Linked DNA regions of Homo sapiens: region 2 is linked to region 1. A link is a loop called in an ENCODE intact Hi-C map of the cell type or tissue named here. Cell type or tissue: endothelial cell of umbilical vein. All regions are shown on one strand.

What was found. A loop is a pair of places that touch in the nucleus more often than their neighbours do. Peaks named below come from ENCODE experiments on the same cell type or tissue, not always from the same donor. Only the 100,000 strongest peaks of a DNase experiment are listed, where the experiment ranks them.
Region 2: it touches region 1 in a loop (23-fold over the local background); 5 of 110 quality-filtered maps call a loop at or near these places.

What each region holds. Positions count from the first base shown.
Region 1 is chr3:77,343,612-77,351,611 of GRCh38, forward strand. All of the region lies in intron 2 of ROBO2 (roundabout guidance receptor 2), which reads left to right. Among named protein-coding and RNA genes, the nearest start is that of ROBO2, 310 kb to the left of the region's middle. In endothelial cell of umbilical vein, a CTCF peak has its summit at 4,796 (motif pointing right); no DNase peak of the experiment used is centred here.
Region 2 is chr3:78,201,841-78,209,840 of GRCh38, forward strand. No RefSeq gene overlaps it. Among named protein-coding and RNA genes, the nearest start is that of LINC02077, 160 kb to the left of the region's middle. In endothelial cell of umbilical vein, a CTCF peak has its summit at 3,284 (motif pointing left); a DNase peak (open chromatin) is centred at 3,331; H3K27ac peaks cover 782 bases.

The sequences.
Region 1 (8,000 bases):
CTCCTAGCTGGCAAGAAAGACAGTCTCAGAGCAATGTGTCAAGTGCTTAATATAATTTGCTCTTGACATACAAATGAAGCAGTGCCCACAATCTTTAGTAAATTAGAGACTTCTCAATAATGATAGCATCTGATCATGAGATTGAGTTTGACAGTTGAAGAAATAAAGGGAGTAAACAAACACCAGGCAAAAAGAATGGCAAGTACAAACCAAACACATGGGTGAATGAGAGAGCTTTACTGCAGTCTGCAAACCATTTATGCTGAACAAAATGAAGAAAATACAATGCTCTTAAATTTTGTTTGTTTGTTTGTTGAGCTCCTACTATGTGTCAGGTTCCAGGTTATATGAGTCAGCATAGAATGGAAAACAACAATAAGCTCCCTGTTCTTGAGCCAATTTTCAAAGGTGAGGAGATAATTAATAAATGATTAGTAAATAAGTGATCAAGAACTGTAAATGCAAAGAAGAATATAAACATGACCTTGATATAGCAGGATGGGCTACCGTGAGCCTCCTTTTATGGTCAGAGAGGTCCTCCTGAGAAGATGGTGAGAAGGAGATGTTTGATGTAAAATTGGAATGACAAAAAAGAGTCAGCCATGTGAAGATCCAGGTATACAGAACAGCTTCTTTCATATATCAAAAATATTTTTTTCTTAAAATATATGACATATTAACCTTACTTTAAAATATGCAAGAGGAAAAGTGGGAGGATGCAATGGACTGAACATTTGTGTCCCACAAAATTCATGTGTTGAAATCCTAATCCCCAAGGTGATGGTGTTAGGAGGTAGAGCCTTTGGCAAGTGATTAGGCCATGAGGGCAGAGCCCTCATGAATGGGATTAGTGTCCTTATAAAAGAGGCCCAAGAAAGCTCTCTAGTCCCTTCTACCAGGTGAGGACACAGCAGAAACATGCCATCTGTGGGCCAGACAGTGGGCTCTTGCCATACTCCAAATTTGCCAGTGACTTGATTTGGATTTCCCAGCCACCAGAAGGTATAAGAGATGAATTTCTGTTGTTTATAATCTACCCAGTATAGGGTGTTTTTTTGTTATAGCAGCCCAAATGGACTGAAACAGAAGATAAAAAATAGTAAGATCAGCAGTGGTAGAGCAGTAAGACATTGAATGGTTGTTAAAGATAGGTGATGAGTACTTAGGAATCTGTGAGAATTTTCTCTCATTTTATGTACCTTTGAAAATAATAATATTAAAAGTTTTTTTGGTCTCAAATGTTTTCTCCATGAACATACTGTTTCTTCTTGATATATTCCTTATTTATTACACTAATATAAAGAACATTATGATAAATAATTCTTGAAGGGAATTGCATTCCTTATCTACTTCAGCATGACAAATTACCCCAAAGCTTAGAGGCTCAAAACAACAATAAGCATGTATTAGCCCTTACAGTTTATGTGGGTCAATAATTTGTGGTTTTAGCTTGGGAAACACCCTTAAAAAAAACCGTAAAAACTCTTATGAGATTTGAGTTAAGATGTCAGCCAAAACTACAGTTATCGAAACTGGCTTGACTAGGTGAAGGATTTGCATCAAAGGTGGTTGACTCAGAATTGACTAGTTGATGATGTTGGTTGGTGGCAGGAGGCCTTAGCTCCTCCCTGCTGGGTGTCCCCACAGGGTTGCTTGTATGTCCTTAAAATATGGTGTCTGGCTTTTTCTGAAGCAATCCAAGAGAAGGTAGAAACATGGCAGACTTGGAAATCACACACCCTTACCACACATGATTGTATTGGTCATAGATGTCAGCCCCATTCAAGGTGAGAGGGGTCTACATGAGGACATGAATACCAGGAGATGGAGATAATTGGTGGACATATTGAAGGCTAGCTGCCACAGGGAGAAACAGTATATTTGGTATTAAACAAATAATCTTGACATCATGCTCACTGAATTGATGCCCCCTCCCCAAAATAAATCCCTCATTAATTTGTTGTTTTCAACTCATAACTCACACAACTATCTTTAAACCTCTGTATCTATATTTAGTTTGTAGGGTACACACTTATATAATGATGTCTTTCTTCTGATTAGGCACTTAAATTAGCTGTATTTAATGGAATAATGATATTAAATAACTTTGTAAATCAAAAGGTGAAAATATATGCCTAGAATAAATTATCAAGACTTTGTCCAGTATAATGAGTGGTGATTATTTTCCAGTATACTCTTCAATTTATTACTGTAATAATCTTTTAAACCCATTAACAGTCAATTTGCTCTGTGATATTAAAATGTTAGCCACATTATTTGCCTGTTAATGTAGGTTAAATGTTAATTATGCTGTTGTATGGCGGCTAAGATGGTACATCCAGAAATTACACATAATATTGGTTGGTTCTTTGGCCGTCATACACTAATGTGCTTCATTATTATTGTGCTAATTTTAGTAATTTTAGTACAAACTACATAATACTCTGTGTTACTAAAACAGAACTACCCATGATATATTGCTTGCAACCAAACATTAGGCAATTTTGGCCCCATCATTTAGGAGTAGTTTACATGACTAAACAAGTAATGATTCTGTAACTCTCAAACTTGCATTTAGTGTATTTAGAATGAATTGCTTAGTATATTTTAAATATTTGTAGATCAAAATGTAATCCCTTTTAAAACAAATGTAAGTCATGCTTTTTAAGCTAAATGTACATTTAAACTTCATTAGTGTAGTGATTATAAATACAGCTATGATTATTCCTCCAGTTGTACTAATAATAGAATGGCATATCAACCTTCTCCCTGGGTCCAGTTTTATTACTCCTCATTCTACTCTTACAACTATTTTAAAATAATACTTAGCAGTATTTTGAGAAATAGGGTTTGTTTTAGTAAACTATCACTGTGTAACTTGCTGTCACAAACTTAGTGGCTTAAAACCACACTCATTTATTATTTTACATTTCTGTAGGTAAGAAGTTTAGGCTCAGCTACCTTTCTGCAGTAGGTTCACATTCCCGGAATCAAGGTGTTGGCCTTTCTAGAAATTCTACGGATGAATCTGCTTTTTAGCTCATCCAGGTTGTTGCAGGAATTCAGTGTTCTACAGTTGCAGGACTGAGATTCCCATCTTCTTGGTAGCTGTGGGCTGGGGTTAGTTCTCACCTTCTAGTGGCTGCCTGCATTCCTCATCGGATACCCACTTCCTCCATTTTCAAAGCCGGCAAAACGATCAAGTCCTTTTCAATCTTCGAATCTCTCTTAATCCCTTTCTCCTTTGTCCTTTCTCCCTTCTGGCAGAGAAGTTTCTCTCTTCTTAAGGGCCCATGTTATTAGATTGGGCCTACCTGTATAATTCAAGGAAATCTTCTTATTTTAAGGTCAGCTGGTAAGTAACCTTAATTCCAACTGCAGAGTCCCTTCACAGTAGTACCTGAGGGAGTAAATGTGGGAAAGAAATCTCCCAGCGATATCTTTGGAATTCTGCTTTCCACAGTGTTGTTGTTTGATTAGAAATTTAGAGTAATGTAACCTGAGAGAGCCCACTCAGGAGAAGTTCCATTTAAGTTTAGTTCTCAGTGACACAAGGAATCATGGAAAGATCTGGAGAAAACCAGAAAAAGACCATGCTAATTGCAAGTACACCATAAAGCTGTAAGGTTCATATTTGATTTATTCAAAGGTTCATAAAGCAAAATAGATACCACTACTAACCAAAACAATACGAATTAAATACCTCGCGTTCCAGACCTGAAATATTATAATATATATAAATAAATAAGCAGACATCATAATTTGCGCTTCCATGTTCTTAAAACATTTTTGTAGCAATTTTCCCTCTTTCCTTCCCTCTTACCGTATAATTCCCATCAGCATAGGACTATAATGTTTATTTCTGCCAGAAAAAAATAGAAGAATCTATAGTGTGTCATATCTCCCCTTATCTCTCCCTATCTATATTTTCTGCTCATAATTTGTATTTTTTTCTTAAGCCACGTCTAAAATTCAGCTCCTTTTCCCCCAAATATTCTATGCAAACTGCCCTTACGACCCACGGTGACTTTCACATTACTAATTATGATGGCCTTGTTAGAGTATTGATCTAAATAGACCCCAAATTAGGATTTGACACAGATGGTCACACTGTCATCATTGATATACTTTCTTCACTAGGCTTCCAGAACAATCAGCCTTGCATTGTTTTTCTCCTGTCTGCCTGGAAGCTCCTTCTCTCATGTATGTGTTAATTTCACCTTCTTGCCCAAATCCTTTTCTTTAGAGTGCTCCAGCTCAGGGTTTTTAGACCTCATTTTCTATCTTAAAGTACTTTCTAGGTGATCTCATCATTTCTCATGGATTTCACTACCGTCTCTAGCTTTACTCCTAAGAGTTCTACTTTTCTTCCTAAAAACTGCTCCACCCACACTTTTCTGCTCAACTAAGCCCAGGATTTTTGATTTTATACACCTTTTTTTCCTCTAATCCCTTTCCTGTGGTGAGAAAAGCTTTTACCAGACAGGGGTCCTGATCCAGATCCCAAGAGAGGGTTCTTGGATCTTGAGCAAGAACGAATTCAGGGAGAGTCCATACAGTGAAGTGAAAACAAGTTTATTAAGAAAGTAAAGGCTTTTAAAGAACGGCTACTCCACAGACAGGGCAGCCCCAAGGTCAGCTGGTTGCCCATTTTTATGGTTATTTCTTGATTATATGCTAAACAAGGGGTGGATTATTCATCCTCCCCTTTTTAGACCATGTAGGGTAACTTCCTGATGTTGCCACAGCATCTGTAAACTTTCATGGCGCTGGTGCGAGTATAACAGTGAGAACCACCAGAGGTCACTCTCATCACCATCTTGGTTTTGATGGGTTGGGACTGCCTTCTTTACCACAAGCTGTTTTATCAGCAAGGTCCTTCTGACCTTGGGTCGACCTCCTATCTCATCCTGTGACTTAGAATGACTAACTGTATGGGAATACAGCCCGGTAAGTTTCAGCCTTATTTTGCCCAGCTCCTATTCAAGATGGAGTTGCTCTTGTTCACACGCCTCTGACAAAGCTATTTGTTCTATTTTCAGAATATGTCCAGATTGCGTTCATTTCCTTTGCCACTGCCTAAAGTCAAGCAAGCACTATCTGTCACCTGAATTATGGCAAACCCCTCCTAACAAGTCTCCCTAATCCTGCCCTTGCCTTCAGGTATCAGTGCCCACCACAGCTCTGACCTCTCTCCTGTTAGTCTCTCCCCAGGGCTAAGTCCTCATTATCTTCCTTGCTTTTTCTTACAGATGCATCACCTGTTGGCTCTGCTTCATTATCTTTTCCAACAGATATTCATTTGTCTGGCTCTCTCACTTTCTTCACTTCTTCTCCCGAAAAGCTTCTTCTCGGAGAGGCCTTTCTTTACATTGCAATCCCCGCCTGCACCTGAGGTTTTGTATTCCTGTTTCCTGCCTTGCTTCTTCTTCTCACTTACCTAACATCAGCCTAGCCTCTAAATTCTGTGTGAGAAGGTATTTTTGTCTGCTTTTTTCTCACTGCCAGTGCTAGATGAGAGCCTTGAATATAATAGGTGGTCAATAAATAATACTGAGAAAAAAAGAATAAAACATGAAAGTACATTGATAGATGGTATGTTTTGGTGCTGGCTATAACATTTTGAGGTAGATAGTACAGGTATTATTTTCTTTATTTTCCAAATGAAGGCAATTATACATCTTGCCCAGGGTCACAAAACTAGTTAAGTATCAAAGATTAAACCAAAACTCAATTCTCTTGACTCCTAACCCGGTTTCCATTCCACTACAATAGGTGCTAAAAATACAATGTTGTCTGTTCTTGGGAGCTACAGTACAGCATCCCTCAAGAACCTGGAAATAAAGAAATAAGATTGCCTTCTGAGAGTCACACTATGAAATCGACGTGTAATGAGTCACTTACCTTAAAGAGCTAGAAATGCTTTTAAGCCAAAGGGACCATTACTGATTAAATGGTTTAACATTTCCAAAGAAAGAACATTTTAATAAGAAAAGGCAGACATAGAGGCACTTCAAGAGGATACTCCAAAGCGAAAGTTGGGCACGTGAATCCTAGGGGCTGGAGTCTAAGCCAGTGAATTATGAGAATTCCAGAACTTCCTGGGTTCACAGATACATCAGACTCTGTTAGTTAATGACAATAAACATTGGATTCATCTGACCAACTCACTTTTTTTCAGAGAGGCCTTTCTTTGTCACCCCACTTTATATTGCAATCGTGATCACAAAACAGCCTTATGATTAATAATTAATTTTCCATGCAGCTCTGCCTGTCTATAGAAGAAAAATCCCTTCTAATATGTACTTCCAGCAGTCTGGTCCCGATGTTAGTTATTTCTTATTGAAAGTTAGTTGACCTTCTGATTGCAGTATGGCTTTTGTAAAGCTTACTTTTGGAAGAAAAGACATCCTGATTTCACTGACACCTGTACGTCCCTGCGATTGGTACATTAAAAAAAAATATATATATGTACACACACACATTCATATATATATAATATATATATATACATATGCCGTGTGCAGTGGCTCATGCCTGTAATCTCAGCACTTTGGGAGACTGAGGCAGGAGGATCGCTTGAGCCCAGGAGTTCAAGACCAGCCTGGGCAACATAGCTATTAACCCAGGTAATTTTGGGAGGCTGAGGTGGGAGGATTGCTTGAGCCCAGGAGGTTGAGGCTGCAGTGAGCCGTGATAGTGTCTCTGCACTCCAGCTTGGGTGACAATGTGGGACCCTGTCTTGAAGTAAATATACACTGAATTGTGATTTTATGTATCAATCTCCCTTACTTGGTTAATTGAATGTGAGTCTCTTCTGCACCTCCCTCACTTCCACTGAATATGGAGATGCTCTTAACATTTCAGTGTGAAACAAAATCAACCACTCCAGAACTTCCTAGTATCATTCTGTACTCGAAGTGCTGCACAAAAGCAGGCTCTGAAGGAGGCTCCTAAATTAGAGACGAAGGACAGACTTTTTTTTCTTGTATAGAGTCTTAACAGAAGGTGTCAGGTGAAATTCAGCATTTTAGGGAATAGTGGGTCAAGGATAATTCTGGGTTTTCATAGAAGGAAGGAATCCTCTTGCAGAGTAGCTGCCATTGTTTTGGCAACTTAGATTTTTATCAAGAGGCAATGGGAGGGGCACTTGTCGTTAAGGTCACTTGCAAGAGGAAGCCCAGAGGAACAGCTACACGGAACTGGACACAAGAGAGGCCCAGAAGAGGAGTCTCAGTCTTTGGTTGTCTCTCAACAGAAGCAAATTAGGTTTCTAAATCAGCCAGCCAGAGAACTAAACACACACTTGGTGGCTTTCTGATTTATCAAGCACAGCTGGTCACAAATTATTTTTAATGCTTGCATGTATGCATTTCTATATGTGTCAATAAGTTATGCTTTGGTGGTTTCTCCCTTTTAAAGTCTTGAATAATAGTTAACAAAGCACTCAGGGAAAATATTTTATTTCTAGCAAGAAAGCTTCCTTCCTTCCTATTTGTTTGTTTTACTCCTGACTTGTCTTTTTAAATTATTTCACCTTGGAAGATAAATCTTAGGGAAGTTTATTGTGACAACCTCAAAATTCTGTTGTACTATAGTCAGATCTCGAATAAATAATTAATTTTAGGGAAAAAAAAGAGCGACATAAACATATCAAAACATACTGGCATTGTGATGGCATAAGAACACCTGAATTTAAGTCTGAGAGTTAACAATTCCTCTTTAACATCAAGATATCACTCAGTTACCACAGAAATGAAAAATGAGCCATTGAAGGTGAATAGACAATGAGTGGCATGACTTTTATGTTGGGCAGGAAACAAATTATGATGGCAGGTGAAGATATTGATCATGAGAATGAGAAAGGGTAGCTCCAAGCCCAGGAACTGGGATCGGCAAAAATGAAGGAAAAAACTGAGATAAAGGGTTCCTTGGTTGAGAATCGTAAGGTGCCTCACTACAGTCACCAGGTATATTTTCCCTTAACAAAGTGGCAGAGT
Region 2 (8,000 bases), 860 kb after region 1:
AATTGGCTTGATTTTGGTAATCACTTCACAATATATATGTACATCAAGACATCACAACGTGCAACTTGAATATATACTATTTTTATTTACCAATTGTATCTCAATAAAGCTGGGGGCAGGGGGAAAGACTTGAGGACCATAAGCCACTACCTAAAGCTATATAGAATCCACCTCTAAATCCAGCCACCTGCTCAGTACCCAGAACCTTCCTCAAAAAGCACGCTAAACCAGTATCTGCTCCCCACCCAAACTAGTAATGATTTTAAAGATCTTCTTTCTCAGAACCACTCTCAGTATCAAGATCTGGATTAATCAGGGTTCACCAGGGAAACAAAAACATGAAAATGTTTACTCATTTATTTATTTTATCTATTTATTATAATAAACTGGGTCATATGATTATGGAGGCTGGCAAGTCCCAATATCTGCAGAATGAGTCCATAAGCTGGAGATCCAGTAGAGCCCGCGGTTTAGCTCTAGTTTGAATTCAAAGACCTGGGAAACAGGAGAGCAAATTCCAAGCTGAAGGGTGGCAGATTCGAGACCCAGGAAAAGCCAATGTTTCAATTTGATTCTGAAGACAAGAAAAAAGCTGATGTATCAGTTCAAAGGCAGACAGACGAAATAATTATCTCTCACTTTGGTCAGTTTCTGTTTGTTTGTTTTATTCAATTCTTCAATTGATTGGATGAGGCCCACCAAATCATAAAGAGCAATGTTTGACTCAGTCTAATCATTTAAATGTTAATGTCATCCAGAAACACCCTCATTGAAACACCCAGAATAAAGTCTAACTAAATATCTTGGCACTCTGTGGCCCAGTTGAGTTAACACATAATATCACCACAGAGGTTAAGATTGTGAATAGTAGAGGCAGAATTTGAAACTGGGTGCTCTGAGTCAAGAACTTTGGCTTACAAACACTAGCAAATATTGATATATATATACTTCAGCGAAAAAGGAAAGTTATGTCTTAGGTGAAGTATAAATAACCCTGAAAGGAGGCTCTGATACAAATTACCATCACCACGGATTTTCCATTTTTGCTTAAATTTCCCAACACTCATAAACACCAAAGAAATTTCTTAAGACTTGTTTTTTTGGTAACCAGTTTATTCTGTTGGAAAGTTGGGAGGATGAAGTCAAAGTTTCTTCCAAAAGCTTCAAGTCTTCAGTGATTAGAATGTCGATAATATCAGTTTAAGAATAAGAATTTTGATGGAAGAATTTAACTTGGGGTTCTAGTGAGATATGCATATGGAAATATCAAAGAGTGACCAGTCCACAATTCAACTGAAAGATTAGAACAAGGTATATAAACCTGTAATGGTGGGGTCTCCTTTTTCTTTATTTTATATATATATGTATATTTACATATACATATATATGTATATATTATTAAAGCATTATATATATATATATGCTATACTGAGATATATTTCAGATGCCATACAATTCAACCATTTGAAGTGTACAAGTCAATGGTTTTCAGTGTATTCACAGAGTTATGCCACGGTCTCCACAGTCAACTTTAGAATATTTTCATTATCTGAAAAAGAAACCTGGGTCCAATAGCAGTCATTTCCCCTTTCCACCCAACCCCCCAGGCATGGGGAACCACCAATTTACTCTGTCTTCAAAGATTTGGCCTACTATGGAGAGAAAATACCATGAAGATAATATCCATAGTGAAAGAAGAGCTGCAAGGAGGCTTCCAGGAAATACAGGGGAGCTTAACATATCTCTTATGAAACATCTAAAGGACAAGAAATGCACTCACTGTTTGGAGATGGAAACAGAAATGTGCCATTGAATTGGGATCATCCTGTTTGCCCAAAGTGTATTAGAACAAGATATGCATAAATGTTTCTCACACACCAAATGTGTCCCATGAATGAGAGAGTTTGGCTGAGGACATTGAGTCTGCTCTAATAGGCCACTTAGGGAGCAGATGGACCTACAACTACAAGGCCTAGAAGGGACCCCTGGGACAGGGGAGCAGTTACAAGTAACCAATAGATATACATCCATTCTTCACCTGAGGTCAGGAGTTTGAGACCAGCCTGACCAACATGGCAAAACCCCATCTCTACTAAGAATACAAAAATTAGCTGGGTGTGGTGGTACATGCCTGTAATCCCAGCTACTTGGGAGGCCGAGGCAGGATAATTGCTTGAACCTGGGAGGCGGAGGTTGCAGTGAGCTGATATCGCGCCACTGCACTCCAGCTTGGGTGACAAAGCAAGACTCCATCTCAAAACAAACAAACAACGAAAAGAAGATATGCATCCATTCTTGTTAAATGAACTACAGAAGAGAGAGCCCAGCAAGAGATCTTTAAGGAATCCTCAGAAGTTCCTTGTCAAGAAAGTGGTAAACGCAGTCCTGCCTCATGACCCATCTATCTTTTCTTCTAACAGAGAAAACAATCAGAGCTTTCCAGCTCGGTGAAACCCAGAAGGGCCTGCTAGATGGGACAGAAAGTAGGAGTAACTATACAATCTCGATATATACCCAGGGGAAAAAACCTTCCTGGTACAATACGAGTGAGCATAAGATAGTTTTACATAAGAGCAGCGTGGTTCTCTGACTTTTCCTCCAAGCTTCACAGATCCAAGAGGAAGTTTGCTCACTGAAAGCAGTTTGGGCATATTCAGGCATCTCTACAATAATTTTCAAGGATACAATGTCATTCTCTCTCAATTTGCCCTTAGCAGATGCACACTTCACAGTATCTCTTTGATGGTTTCCTTGCATTTCCCTGTAAGACGGTGATAAAACACATTCCTTAGATAATGATAGGAAGACAAAAATTGAGCCATGCATGTAAATGGTTTTACTCTTTATAAGTAAAAATTATGTTTTTGTTTTATTATTTTTGCCATTATTCTCTTCTCAGTACTACTATAAAAAAAACACTGTGGTGGTTAAAAATAGTCTGTTTAATCAAATTACCTAAGGTAGAATCCTGGCTCCATCTTTCAGTAACCATTGCATGGGGACAAGTAATTTTATCTCTCTTAGCCTCTTTTCTTTCATCCATAGAGTAAGAATGATAATACAATATTTCTTGCAGAGTTTTGGTAAAAATTCAGTGAGCTACAACAGAAAAAACATTCAGTAAATGTTAACCAGTTATTGAAACTTTAGTATGCATAGAGGCTGCTGCATCACAGCCGGGGATTCTCTACTCTGGGTCCATGAAGCCTGGCTGGAGGGGCAAACAGAAAAAGCCACCAGCCAAGATCATGTGTAACTAGTGCCCTCTTGGGATCAAAGAAAAGAATCAAAATTACTGAGGAATTTGGAAAAGGAAGAGGCATGACGTGGGAACGCTAATCCCATAAGAGCTATTAATCATGGACCCCACTCAGGGACCAGGATGCTATGGCAGCCAGTGAGTCAGTTGAATGAAGCTGAAAGTTATTTTTTGGTCTAAGAAAATAAATCGTCTGAATAGGGTCTCAATGTGGTTTTCACAAGGGTGGGGAAAGTTGATTTGGATTGTATGACGAAAAGAAAACAAAATTTACAACCACAAAACAGAGTACAAAGATTCCAAAACTGGCAAGAGGAAACCAAGAATTTTGTAAATAGTTCATAATTCAGTTTCATTCACATCTTCAATCCAGCAGGATCTATGACTGAGATCAAGTTCCTCTCTCTCTCTCTTCCTTTTGATTTACTACTGTTTTTCCCTTTAGATCCATTCATCTTTTATTCTAAATAGAATATCCATGATTGATTAGGTTACTACTGGGCACTTTCTGTTTAAGAGCTGATGGGAATTTTCAGTGTACTAATAATTTGATATGACGTTCAAGTTATTTTATTCTTACTGCATTATTTTATTTAACCAAAGCTTAGTAAACTCTGTTGTAAGTTTGTTTTAAAAAGAAAAGAAAAAATAAAAATATTTTCTCATTACTTTGCCTTTTCAGTGTCCACTATATTAAATTACTTTCTTCTAAATTGTATTGCATTTTCCCTACAGGAATTGACGGCTGTCTAATGGATTTATGCAGTGTTTATATAAGGTAAAGAACACTTCAGTAAAAAATTGATTCAATGTATGTGCACTGTAATTGTAGTAATGTAACTTGACAGGATGAAGTTGCTTTTTTTTTTTTTAAGTCTGTTTTATAAAGGCATTCTTGGAATTTTCTGGCTTTTCTCTTTGCAAAATGGTCTTCTTTTGTGGCTTGACTGTACACAAAGCAAAGAAAGCATAGGAGAATATATGTCTCTCTCTCTATATGTATATATATATATATCTATATATAGAGATACAGACATACGTATGTGTATCTATATATTTAAAATTGAAGAAATTATCAAAATTCCTTATTTGAAAATTACAATAAAATTACTATAAAACATTTCACTTCAGATACTTCATGCTGATCATAAATGAGGGGCATGGATTTAGAAGGTAAAAATATATGGAGAAAAAAATTTCAGGAGTATACGACTTGTTTCCATGCTTTCTGCAGGAACTGTAAATTTCTCCTTCTTCTCAATATCCACTTAAGTTCACCTCTTTTTCCATTACATAATTAGCCAAATCAAATAGAAATACAACTTTGCAATCTTTTCATATTAGGATGCTACATTATTAATTAAAATAAGTACACAGAGCCCAATGGTGGATAATTGCTCCTAATCAATATATGTTATGGGATCATAATCTCTATTTTGAGGTCATGATTAATAATCTAAAAGTTGGATGTTGAATTTGTTTAGCTATCCATTATGATTTGACTTTGAAGCTGTTATAAAATTTTTTATTTGGCCAGCCAGAGTTGTCATTAGGACTCCTCACCTCCACTCCTGGCCCCACTCCCATTTCGAGGCCTTCAAGGTCCATAGTCAAAGACAACATAGGTAGCCCCTTTCTGACACAACTATGATAGCCAGGAGCTTCCCTACTGCTACGTTTGCCTCCTGCTGTGAACTAATTCACAATATTGTACTTCTCGTCAAATGACAACTCATGAACCATCACTTTTATAAGAGCCTAACAACTTCAGCTAACTACTTCTCTGCACAAACATGACAACTTCTGTCTCATCCTTCCATTTCACCTTTCCCTTTCTATAATTGTAGGTTTTATAATTAGCCATATGTGTCCCTTCCTTGTCATTAGATTGTGAATCCACTTAGATAGGGACCATATTATCTTTCATTCTACACACCAAATGCATAGTTAAGGTGAATACTACAGATAATGACAGAGAGCCAACAGGCTGATGTGAGCAAATTTGAAATAGGAGCTTAAAATATGATGACTTTTTTTATTCTAAAAGTCTGCCATAAAAGCATAAAGAGACTTCAAACCTGAAAAAGAGTATACTAAAACTAGGAAGCAAAGTGTCAGAAAAGAAATACTATAAACACAGGACACCGACCCAAGGCCACCTGACCTGTGAATTCACTTCTCATGTTCCTCTCTCTCTCCCCTTGGTGTGAACATTTGGCCCTCTACTGAACTCGTTAACCCAGTTGCTATGGTTTCGAAGTTTGTGTCTCCACAAAGTTAGTATGTTGGAACCTAAGACCCAATGTGACAGAATTAGAAGGTGGGGCCTGGCTGGGCACAGTGGCTCGCTCCTGTAATCCCAGCACTTTGGGAGGCCAAGGCGGGTGGATCACCTGAGGTCAGGAGTTAGAGACCAGCCTGGCCAACATGGTGAAACCCCGTCTCTAATAAAAACACAAAAATTAGCCAGGTGTGGTGGTGCATGCCTGTAATTCCAGCTACTCGGGAGGCTGAGGTAGGAGAATTGCTCGAACCTGGGAGGCGGAGGTTGCAGTGAGCCAAGATAGCACCACTGCACTCCAGCCTGGGTGGCAGAGTAAAACTCTGTCTCAGAAAAAAAAAAAAAATAGGAGGTAGAGCCTTTAAGAGGTGATTAAGTCATGAAGCTTCCACCCTCATAAATAGCAACCACCTTAGAAACGTCTGGAAGGAGCTAGCTGGGCCTCCTATGTCGTTCTGCCTTCCACCATGTGAGGATACAACACTTGCCCTTTTGGCCACATGAGGATGTAGCAAGAAGGCCTTCACCAGACGTCAAATGCCAACACTTTGACCTTAGACCTCCCAGCCTCCAGAACTGTAAGAAATAAATTTCTGTCGTTTACAAACTATCCAGTTTCAGATATTTTGTTAAAACAGCACAAACAAAGACACCACTCCTTCCTATAAACCACTTTTTCTACATGCCTATTATGTGCCAGCCACCTTCCACCAAATTTCAGACTGTCCACTTGATTTATATCCTGTGGTTTGTGGAGTCTTTTTCCTAATAATTTCACTACTCCTGCTTTTGAAAAACATTCTACATACCTATGAATATACATGTTACCTCATTTGGTAAGAAAAACATCTCAATAGTAAACACATTGAGGAAAGTTCCTCCAAAACTTGCTGCACATTTGTAAAGTTTAGATGACCAGGTAAAGAACTGGGATTAAAACAAGAAACTAACATCTTTTTTGGGTGAAGGAGGTAAAACTAGGGGCAAATGACACAGTCAGGTATGTAAAGCAGGAATGCCAAGCCAAACTCATCAATATTAAAACAAACAAGGAGGAACTCTAGACCAGATGTGTAAACTGAATCAGAGCAGACCCTGTGATGCAAGTAAATTTAGAGAACGAATGGCCTTTGGAATTAATAACCACTGGTGTGTATATGGAACTATAACTACCTGATAATGTAGAGACCAAATTACCTTGGGAATCTAATAACCTTGGGTGTATCCACATGATTATATCCACCTGACTGTATGCTTAAAATCACTGTTTTCCATGAGTTTCTGACACTCCCCAAGTGGCATTTAATACACAGACATATCTTTTGCAATTTTCAGAAACCGATGATATTTATTACATGGAGAGACAGCAGATACCTTGAAGGTGAAGACTATGATTCATTTTTCTTTAAGAGGCAATAGAGCAGGATGGTTAACAGCAAGGGTTCAAGCACTGGTGTGCTGAAGCCATTCACTCTGGTCCCAAGACTACACTGATAAATATTTAAAAATTTTATGACCCAGTTGTTAAACCTCTATTGATAGCTTGAAATCTGCTATGGTAGGAGTGTCTAAACAACGAAAACAGCAAACACTACAAACAAACACTTGTCTTAGCCCATTTACCAGCACAGTATTGGATGATTTGGGACCCAGCTAAACCACATATTGTGGGGAAATTATGTAATTAATTGTGAAGAAATTATTTAAGCCATCTGGGCCTCAGTTTCCTCAAATGAAAAATAATGGTAAAACCTGTTTCAGAGTGTTATTGGGGAAATACCCAAATTGAGTGTTCTGTTTCCTGCCAAGACCTTTGACTCACATATTTCTACAAGTTTCTGCTATTCCTTCAAAATACATTTATTTCATTTGGAGGCAATATCCTTTACCTAATTGATTACATTGATAATGACAGTATTTCAAATATGAACAACACTTTGAGGGGGTAATTATACCTCTCTAACAACTTTCAAATCATAGTCCATAACTATCTGTCTACACAGGACAAACTTAAATTTGGGTATCATAACATTGAAAAGGCTAATATAACATTTTGTTAGATAGCAATGCCTACAAAATATAATTACAGTGGCATAGAACATATTAAACACCACAGTTGAACTAAATATCTGCTTATATTTGAAATGAGATAAATATGAATGGAAATTTGAGTGCCATCTTCGTGAAGCTTGGGAAAGTGGAAAGCTTGTGAGATTGGAATCAGAAGACTTCAGGTTTGGTTTTAGCTTAATGCTATATATTGTGACTTGTGGATAAATCATTCAACCTTAACTTTTAAGCACATATCTGAAGGCCAGAAATCCAAATATCTGTTATATTTACATGCAAGCTTATCCTGAAGATTGAATTAGATAATATCTTTATAATCATTTTATAAGATGTAAATAAATGTAAAAAAAGGTTTGTTATACCTTAGCAGTTAGACTACTACCACTAATA